Linked DNA regions of Homo sapiens: region 2 is linked to region 1. A link is a loop called in an ENCODE intact Hi-C map of the cell type or tissue named here. Cell type or tissue: GM12878. All regions are shown on one strand. Each heading gives the region's core, and the rest is flanking DNA. Links, peaks and the distances in the headings are about the cores only.

Region 1 (5,383 bases), core at 65-5,064:
TGCCCGCCTCAGCCTCCCAAATTGCTGGGATTACAGGCGTGAGCCACCACACCCGGCCGGAAACTGTGTTTTTAATAAACTCTTCCATTGATTCTTATGCACATTAAAGTTTAAGAACCACTGAGGGAGAAAATTGAGTAAACAAGACCTACAGAACTCCAAAAGGTGACCTGAAAAAGTCAACTGTGTATAACAAATTCTAGAAGATCTTGGCCTTTATGGCTGGCTGGGCCTACTCTAACAACCAGAAGGAATCCAATTGTACAACCTGCAATCACTAGAAGACATAAAGCAAAATAGGTGACTTCTAACAAGACGTCTTAAAAGACAGGTCCTGTTGTGTCTATAAATCAAGACTGCATTTATTTTTGTGAAGAAAACAGCCCATGTAGTCTGTCTGGGTCACCAGCACACCTAATTACAGCAACATCCACATCACTGGTCTTAGCAGATACGGTCTCCTGTGCAGGGAGATTATGTCTTGGCTGAACAGTTTTGAGCCAACTTAAACAAATCAAAACAGACTTATCTCATTCTTCAATCATCACTAATTAAAGATAGTTCTGCAAAAGGTAGACAGGGCCTTTGCTTTCTTTTAAAGTTGCAAACAAGCCCTGGCATAAAGACTGCTCAGAGATAGTTTCCATTTATAAATGTGTAACATGGATTCAACTTCACAGACGTTTCAGAATAGCACTAACGAAACTGCCAAACTGGAACATGGAAGACCGCCATATCAATATTCAATTAGGAAATGAGCTGCTGTGCCATCTTCCCCCTCCTTCTCTCCCCTGTCCTTTGAATCCCTACGCCTACTGAATGGAAATGGTAGGATGGAGACTGTGCTCCCAACCTCACAGCCTATGTGTTGGTGGTTACCAGTTTACTGAGTCCCTATTTGCTAAGCACTGTTCTAAAAACTACAGCAGTAACAGTAATTGACCTTCCATCATCCTCACCTCATACCAGGCACTGAACCTTTATATGTATCATAATTTAATCTTTGTAACAATCTTGAGTTAGGTACTATTATTATTATAGTCTCATTTTACATGAAGAAACTGAGCACAAAGTGATTAAGAAACTTGCCCCAGGCTGGGCGCAGTGGCCCACGCCTGTAATCCCAGCACTTTGGAAGGCCAAGGTGGGCGGATCACCAGGTCAGAAGAGCGAGACCACCCTGGTCAACATGGTGAAACCCCGTCTCTACTAAAAATACAAAAATTAGCCAGGTGTGGTGGTGTGTGCCTGTAGTCCCAGCTACTCAGGAGGCTGAGGCAGGAGAATTGCTTGAACCCGGGAGGTGGAGGTTGCAGTGAGCCGAGATCACGCCACTGCACTCCAGCCTGGGTGACAGAGCGAGACTTCGACTCAAAAAAAGAAAACTTGCCCCAGAGTGCATGTTCTTAGTCACCATGCTAGTCTCTCCAGTTACTCTGCATTCATTACTTCATTTCGTCTTTAAAACAACCTTGAAAGATACATATTATTAACTCTATTTTTTGCAGATTGAAGAAATTGAGGATCAAGGAGTTAATAATTTGCCCAAGGCCGCCTAAATAGTAAGTAGAAGAGTCAGCATTAAACTTGACTGCAAAGCTCACATTCTTCCCTCCACACCACACTGCTGCTGGTTAAAAGGTGGGATCATAAACCAAGAAGGGCCCTGGGTTCAGGGCAGTTCATTTTATAAGTCACATCCAAAAGTGGCTCAGGTTACAAAAAGATGTGGTTCTCCAGGCAGGGGTCATTGTGACAAAACTAGGGGTAATGGGTCCCTGGAGAAAGGGAGTGTGAAAAGCAGATGGCTCTTAAGTTTACAATGCCTTTAGAGGAAATGAGGATCTGGGAAGAAAGGTGAAAAGTCCCCACCCATTGTTAGCAGAGCTTGCCAAGCATTCTATTTTTCTGATCATGAGGCTGCCTTTTCAAGCAGATTCTCCCCTTGCATTTGCAGAGAACTTGGCTGGGCCAGGGCCATATCCCATGGTTGCAGGTCAGAAGCTAATGGCTCCCTATGGGTTGTGATTTTAGTCACTCGCTGCTCCAGCCAAACAAGCTAAAAGACCACAGAAAACAGATCTTTTGTTATGTTATTGTTTTTAGAAATCTGGGATGAAGAAAGAAGAGTAAGTTCCCAACCAAAGCAAAGCCTATCCTTAGGAACATACATGCACACACACACGTCAATTAAAGTATTTTTGATGAACGATTAATGGGGCTTTCCGACAACCTGGCAAAATAACAGCTGAAGGGGTTTTAGCATAGCCTTAAGATTCATAACAACGATTAATCTCCTTATGTTATCATTTTACCAAAATAATTAATAGAGAAGCAGAAAGGGGCTTTCCTTAGGGGGTTTCTGAAACCCCTTAAGGGTCTAATAACTGTATCCATTCTTAAGTTTATAGTGCTTAAACTTAAGTAGCATAATAGATAAATAGCAACCTTATATTTATGCCACTGTATATCTTACTACATTTAGGAGACAGAAGCTGTATGGGGAAGAAGAATAATGATTTATTCAATTTAATCATTTACTTAATTTATCTGGTGCTCTGAACGCCTGGGGAAAATATAGCTTAAAATAAAATTTTAATCAGCACTCATCAGAGCAAATTGTAATGGCCTGCTAACAAAATTTTCCAAACATGGTAAGTACTGTGATGGCAGAACTGTGTCACATCACTAATGTGGCCTGGCACATGGCTGACGCTCTACAGCTATCTATCAAGGACTGTCTTCCTGGGGCTCCTTCCAGTCTACCACTTTGATGATGATGATGATGTTGGCAGTGCTATATACTTGCTTCCAAACAACACTACAAGGTAGAAACTACTGCCCTTATTTTACAGGTGAGGGAAATGAGGGTTAGTGGTGCTCTGTGACATGCCCAGGTCACAGTGCTGGAAGTAGTAGAGCCAGGATTTGAACTGAGGGCTCCCTGCTTCTGGAGTCTGAATTGTTAATCACTATTTTAGACTGCCTGCCTATAGCCAGTGTGGGTTTAGAGGTGGTAAACTTGAATTCTTGCCAAAGTGAAGAGGAAGAGTCCTTCCAGTTATTTCAGCACCATTTTGGGGAAGTGTGTAGCAAGAAGGAAGTGTTTCTATTTCACTCCACACTTCAGTGAAGGTCGTATTTTTGATAATGTAGCCTCTTAGGAACTCATCATTGGTGATTCTAAAATGACTCTAAAATTTATGTGTAAGTTCCTTTTTGGGAAGGAGGGGCAGAACATGTTTTTCAACAGATACTTTGTTATAAAATGGAAACGAGGTTCCCAGAGTAGTTCATAAAAGCCAATTTAACTCGTAATTAAAATACGGTGTATCTGCAGCAATAAACTAATAATTAAACCAGATGGAAAAAGGTATCATTCAGTAAGATATAATTTATAAAATTAAGTTTAGTGCTCAAGGACATGCAGACTTAATGAAGAGAAATATTTTTTTTAAATCTGGGGGAAACTTCTGGATGCTTTTATAAAATGTTTTATTAGAAACAGGTCAAGCGGGCCCTTTAATTCCAATTTCTCTTCAAAACCTGGCTTTCCTGTTCTTTGTATCGTAGACGCAGGTGATATTACAAGGCACTCTCACACTTGACATTATCGAGATTGATTTGATGCACATTTAGAACACAAGATGGAGGGAGATAAAAGGGAAGGAGGAGGGAAGTGCTCCCAGTGGGCACTGGGTGGGGCTGGGTGGCGAGTGGGGATGAGAGGAGGCAGCAGCAGAGTGGATATGTGCTCTGAGATGAGGAATCATATCCATGAGCTCCACGTGGGGTCAAGAGCAGGAGGGAAGGACAGGGTGGCACAGCCTCTTGAGGAAGAAACATGGCTGCTTGGGGGACAAGTCAGGGGTGTCTGTGTGTGTGCGCCACAGTGCCCATGGGATTGTGTGTCCTTATGGTTCACTGCTCATTTGTTCAATGTATCAAGCACCGTCTTGGTCCCTAGCAGTGTCCTCACAGACAAATCCAGGTCCTCAAGGACCTTACATTTTTTGTGGGGAAAAGAGACAATAAACAAGCAACACATATACAAAAACAAAATGATAGCAATAAAATAAAATAATAGACAGTGGTCACATCCAGGATAGACTTAACAAGGCACTAAGAGAGTAAATAACAGGGGCTCTAAACTGGAAAGGACATCTCTCAAAGGAAGTGAGATGAAAGCCAATGTACACAGCATGAGAAGGAGCTAGAAGACAAGCATCTCATGGAGGAAGTAGCAAGATTGCAGGGTCTGGGGAAGGAAGGACAGAGAACCTGGTGTGTCCTAAGAATTGGAGGGAGCTGGAGTTTCTGAAGTTCAGGACTTCAGAGGGAGAGAGGGATGTGATGATTGGAAAAGGGGAGGCAGGCACGGTCCAGGATGACTGAGGGCCACGCTGAGGAGTTACAATTTAATTCTCAGTGCAAGGGGAGCCACTGGGGTTTTTCAGGAAGGGAATGACAGGGCAGAGGAGCTTGCATAGAAATGGTTCTGGCTCCTGGGAGGAGAACGAATTGGAGGTCAAGGGTGAGTGTGCTCACCATGCAGCTTGTGTCTTTCTGTCCTTTGTTATGGGCACTGCACAGACTAGGAAATAAGACTGTCACTTGCCATCTGGCATTTTACAGCTGGAAGGACACTTAGAGACTGTGAGTAATGTGGTGTTGAGACTTGATTTCACGGAGCAATAGAAAACAAAAATGGAGGACTCACAGAGTATTGCAACTTCCTATTAGGCTAAAGAAAGTAAAATCTCAGCTACTATCACTTCATTTCATAGGAGAAAAGATATTTTAAAGCCAAAAATATAAAGACATAATCTCAGGAGAAAAAACGGTTTTATAGGAAATGCCACACCTTCCTTATATTTTTTACATTTTGCATTGGAATCAATGAAAACCTCATTAACAGATTGGGTACAAATCCACAGTTCAGTATTCAGAACATCAGAATTTAGGAACCATCGATCCCACCCTTCTACCCCCTTTCACAGATGAGAATAGGTGAGTTTTAGGAGGCATGTGGCTTTCCCAGGGTAATGAGGTACATTTGGGGCAGGGAGCCTAGGCTTCAGTCTCCCGACTCCACGTTAATTCTTGTTCCATTGCATCATCATGCTGTATATCTCAGCTTGCTTCTTCTACTTTGCCAAGGTTCAGATACTGTACGTCTATACCTGTGTTGTGTGGTGTAGGAGTACACCCGCCATTTTTCACTTCTCTGCCAATATTTCTAAGGGCTAAGATACCTATTAAGGAACAAGTATCCAGCAAAACAGCGCTCAGCCCAGAGCCCAACAAAACAGAATCCCTTTTTTTTAAGAGTAAGCTGCGTCTCACCTGATTTTTAGGTAGGCTGCAACTCCAAACACCAGCA
Region 2 (5,383 bases), core at 127-5,126, 67 kb after region 1:
CTGGTTTTGGTAGGAGCAGACACCATCCAGCTAATCAGTGCTGCAGGAAGAATGTGTCCCAATACCTTGAACTTCTCAGAAACCTTGAAAACTTTCTTCTAGAAAGAAGAGTCTAGACTAGGCTGGGAAAAGATTGGGATCAGAGGTAAGGTATTAAAAGGTTAAGCCAGCTCCTCATTAACCCCACTAGTGCAAGTAGGTGATGGAGTGTGCAATTCAGCAAAGCAAGACTCAGAATCTCAGAGAGGAAGGAGATCTGAGGACTTGCCTCACCCTCATGCTTTATTTTCAGATAAACAAAGTCAGCTCAGAAACAAAAACATGACTGTATTTCATCAAATCTAAAAAGTGTCAACTATCAGACACTTGTTATTTTATGTAGTCTTAAGAGTGACACAAAATGCTGTTAATAAAATAGGATATGCCATTGATTGTGAAACACATCTCATTTTTAAAGTGGTAAAAGCAAAAACAAAAGCTTAAAAAAAAATCTGATATGATTTGGCTGTATCCCCACTCAAAACTCATCTTGAATTATAACTCCCATAATCCCCATGTGTCGTGAGAGGGACCAGGTGAGAGGTAATTGAATCACAGGGTCAGGTTTTTCCCGTGCTGTTCTCATGAGAGTGAATAAATCTCACAAGATCTCATGGTTTAATAAAGGGCAGCTCCCCTGTACACACTCTCTTGCTTACCATCATGTAGGACATGCCTTTGCTCCTTCGCCTTCTGCCATGATTGTGAGGCCTCCCTAGCCATGTGGAACTGTGAGTCCATTAAACCTCTTTTTCTTTATAAATACCCAGTCTTGGATATGTCTTTATTTGCCCTGTGAGAACAGACTAATACAGTGTCTTAGAAGGGGTATCTTGATGAAACATAGTAAGCAACTTGCCTCCAAATGCTCACTTCTCAGTCCTTAGGTCTCCTGTTGTTCCCCACTATGCTCATGCAGCTTCATTTCCAATGAGAAACCTAAAATCCAGGAGTGAGGAAACTATCTCAAAGTCACTGAGTGAAGAAGGAGCAGAGCCAGGACTCATACTAGGCCCCTGATTCCTTTGTGCTGGCTCCCACAACTCTATATTGCCTCTCACTCTAAGGTATTTATCTCTTGCTCTGGAAAACAGAGCTAAATTAGTCAGAGAACATTTGCCTCCTGATTAGGTTTAGCTTATGATAACATAAAAATTAAATTGCTGCCCTGAACACATGCAGGCAGGCTGGAAGCAGCCTGGGTAGACATTTACCAGGGTAAGAGAGGGTCTCTGGATTTGAAACATGCTCGGTAAAATCTATAAAGCAGGCAATCCATGTGCCAGGCAATTGAATAGCTATTTATCACAGTTAGATTAGATGTTTTACTCAATCTAGACTTACTGGAATATGGGAGAGAGGCTGAGAATAATTTTATTTTCTCACAGACCTGGCCCTTCCCTCTGCCACACAGCTAGAGCACTGGGATTTCTCCACAACATCTGTGCCACTGCTTAAATGATGGAAGTTTGCCATGTCTGTAACTAAGAGCCTGGCGGCTGACATGTGAGCCGTCCAGCCTCACATGGTCCACAACCCCCTCAAACTTGAAAAGAAGGACAGAGCCACACAAGAGGACAGCTCCTTCTGCAGTGCCTCCTCTGGCCTGACTGGTGAGGTACAAGTTAGGCATGGAAGAGAATTATCTGGAATGTCTTATCTGGCTGGTGCCCCAGGAAACCTGAGATACTGTATACCTCCTGTTCACATACTAACACTTCTAAATTTAGCTTAGGGAGGTGTGGCCTCTAATTCTTCATATGAAGATAAGCTTCCTTTAACTCAGTGTTTCAACCTCTGCATCGTGACTAGATGACATGTGAGTGGAGATACTGACCGCCCCCTGCCCCGCCTTCATCCCTAGGCTGGTCATCTGGCTGTGAACCGCTGTGATTTTTAAATCTGCCAGTGACTTAGACAATAACAAAAGGTTGCATCCAGACTAACTTGGCCCATGTTAAGAACCCTGGGAGCTCAGCCCACAGATCTCAAGATGAGAGTGCAGTGCGCTATCAATTTCTACAATCTCAAAAACAGTGAAAAACAAAACCCCTATTGCTCCTTGGCTACTTTATTCTTATCTGCTGGGTGATAGCTGATAGTAAGGTGTTGAGAGCACCCAGAAGAGAAGGAACAGCCCAGCTGTCCATGGTGGGAGAGGAACAAAGACACCTGCCTTCTCACGAGGTATTTAGTTTCATTGCAACACTACTCAGTCTTTTAACTTTTATTTTCTCTGCCTCCCCTGCCTGATGAAGAAAGGAGACAGCCTCAGAGCTATGCCTCCAGACGCATCATTCCTCTTGCAACACTGACTGTTTTCACAGCAAGATGGGCCCTTTAGCTCTCCTCATGAAATGTGAGGCTGTGTGCCCTCTCTGCCTTCCTCTGACTACAGAGGACCACTGGGTGAGTTTGGAAGGCAAGACACATGTCCTAGCACTGGATACAATGGAGTGGTAACTACATTCAGATTTGCTTGTCTGCAACTTGGGTGATACAACATTCTGAGTGCTGTACTATATTTTCTGGCATTTAAGTCCCTTCTTACATGTTAAAATAGAAATTTGGGTTCATGCTTTCCCTCTAAGTGCCTACAAACCCTCTTTAAACTGCTTAACACAGCCACAAAAGGGCCTTAGACAGCCGCCCCCTCAACACAACGACAAGGGACCCATGAGCTTGGCTCTCTCTGGGTACTTCTGTAAGTGAGAAAGAGTAGGGGATGTCGGCTGCCCTTCCGCACCCTCTCCCTCATTGCCAGGAGAAGCCCTGTATACACACCATCACCTACCTTCACAGTATCCACCTGCAAGGAGAGAGAAGCAGCCAAAACTTGGTTTACCATGTGCTTGTATTTAGTCCATTCTGGTTCTCTGTCAGAAGGTTATTTCCATTTTTGAACATAAACCACCCTGGCAAACCAGCCCATAGCCTACTTTCAAAGCCTGTCTTTCAAAACATTTCTTAAATATGGGAAATCACCACTATTCTCAGAATGACTGGAACCCAAAAATCCTACAGATTTACCTGTATTTCTAGAATTTAATTTTGACATCTTCCAAAACTCAGGCTTGTTTTAATTCTGTTCAAGGAAGTTTCATCATGTATTTTGCTACCTTTGAGTAAAAGGGAACAGAAGTAAATGGCCAAAAGGAAAAGTTCTTTCATTTGTTCTGAATGAATGAATAAAAAATGCAATGAATGAGTGAATGAATAGAACGATCATTGGCAAAAGAAAGCACAATAGACAACTGACCCCAAACTGCCTTATCTCTGCAGTCAACAAGACCACATCCAGGGGCTGAGGCTGGTTTCACAATTAATTAAGTTCCAGAATTATTTTCCCTTCCTCTTTCTTCTTCCATGCACACTGACAAATAACCAGGGTGTGACATGTAAAAATTTTAAATCTCATTTGAAGTTGAAATGGTATAGAATTCAGGAAGTGCTGAAGTCTTATTAGAGACTACAGCATCCTTATAAACAATAATGCTTAAAATCAGAATAATCAACTTTTATATTTCCTGACCTGTACAGATTTAATTATCTAGACCTAATGTTTTAGTAATCTTATTTTCAAATGATATAATTTTTTAATCTTATCTTGAAACAAATGCTCAAGTTTATTTGTAGAAGTTGGGGAAAGTAAAGTTCAATGTCTAATTTCTCTGACAAATTTAGAGCTCTTTCCTCTGCTTTCCAGGAGACAAAATAAGAAACAGAAATAGGATCAAGTTCTATAAATAAACTGTGGTTGGCTTGTCCTTAAATATCATAAACTGTTGAAAAGAAATGAAGTCATAAACATATATTAATTTTATTTTAAAAGCTGGCTAAGAGATGGTGCTAGAATTAAAAAGTTTTGCAAGAAGGAAAATGAAAAGGGGAGGAACCTGCAAACACTTCAGAAATAATGAAACACTTATATTTTCTGGTCAGCTTCTTCTAAGGCAACAGAATTCTGTGTTTGCCACTTTACCACTGTGCTGGTGGGATACTTAAGTAACCTCAAAGCATTGAGGTATTGGCTAACAATCCGTCTATGTGTTGCTTATTAATAATGGTTACATTTTGCCAAATATTTTAACCATGGTTTCACTTTCTCCCTATATTAAAAGATTCCCCAAGGAAAAACCACAAGTTAAATGACAGCAGAACAAGACTTTACAGGTAGGCATGTATTTGGTTGGATTTTGTGACCTTCTTTCATGTCTTTTCAGAATGTATTTATGGAGTTGGAAGAGTCAGAATGCGTTTGCCTATGAAAATTTTTTTTGGAACTGAAACAAAACAAAACAAAAAAGCCCAACCAACTTTGAACTTGTTTTCACTAGCCCAGCCGATGTGCCACTATAAGCCTTCAAGGGCCTTACCCCAGCAAGGCCTCTGCTTTGGTGCTCTCCATGACGCAATCTGTCTCTCTGCAGACACAACTCTAAGGTGTCTCCAGAGCCAAAGTCAGGTGAAGAAATGGGGTTATTGTGTGGATTATTTTAGGTCAGAATACAGGCCAAAAAAACAAAACTGGTTCTGTTTGAAATTGCCTGGCTGCCCTCATTTTGTCACTTGACTTTACATGGAGAGATACTGCTCCAGGAATTACCCAAATGACAAAATAAACAAACAAACAAATAAAACCGTACATTCTGCACCAAGAATAAATAACGCAAAGTGGAGACTGAGCTTATTAATTTTTTCAAAGCCTTCCTTACCTGAATATGTTAATGTGAATTAATGTGCTGGACTGGCCCAGAGGAAAATAAAGTCCTTCTGTAGTTTATCTTCTATACCTAAATTGGCAGATCTATGGAATTCATGTTTGCATTACATGTAAAGTTTTTACAGTTCTTACACCTGGATAAGGATCTTTTGACTGGAAAGGTCAATATATTTCAAGGGCTTTGGCTCTGAGAAAGAACGGCTTGGTGGATTCCAGGTACCAAATCATCTGTAAAATCACATGCCAAATCCCAAAAGCTTACTGTCTCCAGGACCACAAACCAATCAATTTGGGAGGAAATTGGCTCAAATAACATCAACACCCGTAATGCCAATGGCCAAACTCTAGATGGTGAATGTGAAATCTTAAGTGGAATCTGCTCCCAGGCCAAGACAATACAACCAAATCATCTGGATGCAAGTCAAGCTATGAGGTGAATGTGGGTAGTATAGTCACCACTCAAATTCGAACCAGATGGTATCAGTGTGACTGATAATGACAAAGACCCTCTCCTTGACTGAATTTCAGCTGGGTTCCCCTGTGCCCTCTTCTTGACCAGGCCTCAACCTTGGCCCCTGTCCTGTCTGTTGCTTGCCTAGTCCAGTCTCAGCAAGAATTCTG

Evidence for each region. Hi-C counts contacts between places; a loop is a spot of excess contacts. Peaks named below come from ENCODE experiments on the same cell type or tissue, not always from the same donor. Only the 100,000 strongest peaks of a DNase experiment are listed, where the experiment ranks them.
Region 2: a loop joins it to region 1, with 4 times the contacts of the local background. A loop is called at or near these places in 3 of 110 quality-filtered maps.

The regions. Positions count from the first base shown.
Region 1 is chr4:75,033,925-75,039,307 of GRCh38, reverse strand. PARM1 (prostate androgen-regulated mucin-like protein 1) reads right to left here. Exons shown (of 4, transcript NM_015393.4): 3 at 5,347-5,383. LOC107986289 (a long non-coding RNA gene) reads left to right here. Exons shown (of 3, transcript XR_001741728.2): 3 at 1,509-2,253. Among named protein-coding and RNA genes, the nearest start is that of LINC02562, 48 kb to the left of the region's middle. In GM12878, for the core only: no CTCF peak of the experiment used is centred there; DNase peaks (open chromatin) are centred at 1,877 and 3,017.
Region 2 is chr4:74,966,556-74,971,938 of GRCh38, reverse strand. The region is part of intron 1 of PARM1 (prostate androgen-regulated mucin-like protein 1); the gene reads right to left. PARM1-AS1 (PARM1 antisense RNA 1) reads left to right here and starts at 1,577. Exons shown (of 4, transcript NR_121617.1): 1 at 1,577-1,652; 2 at 2,298-2,448; 3 at 4,263-5,195. In GM12878, for the core only: no CTCF peak of the experiment used is centred there; a DNase peak (open chromatin) is centred at 2,951; H3K4me3 peaks cover 403 bases; H3K27ac peaks cover 643 bases.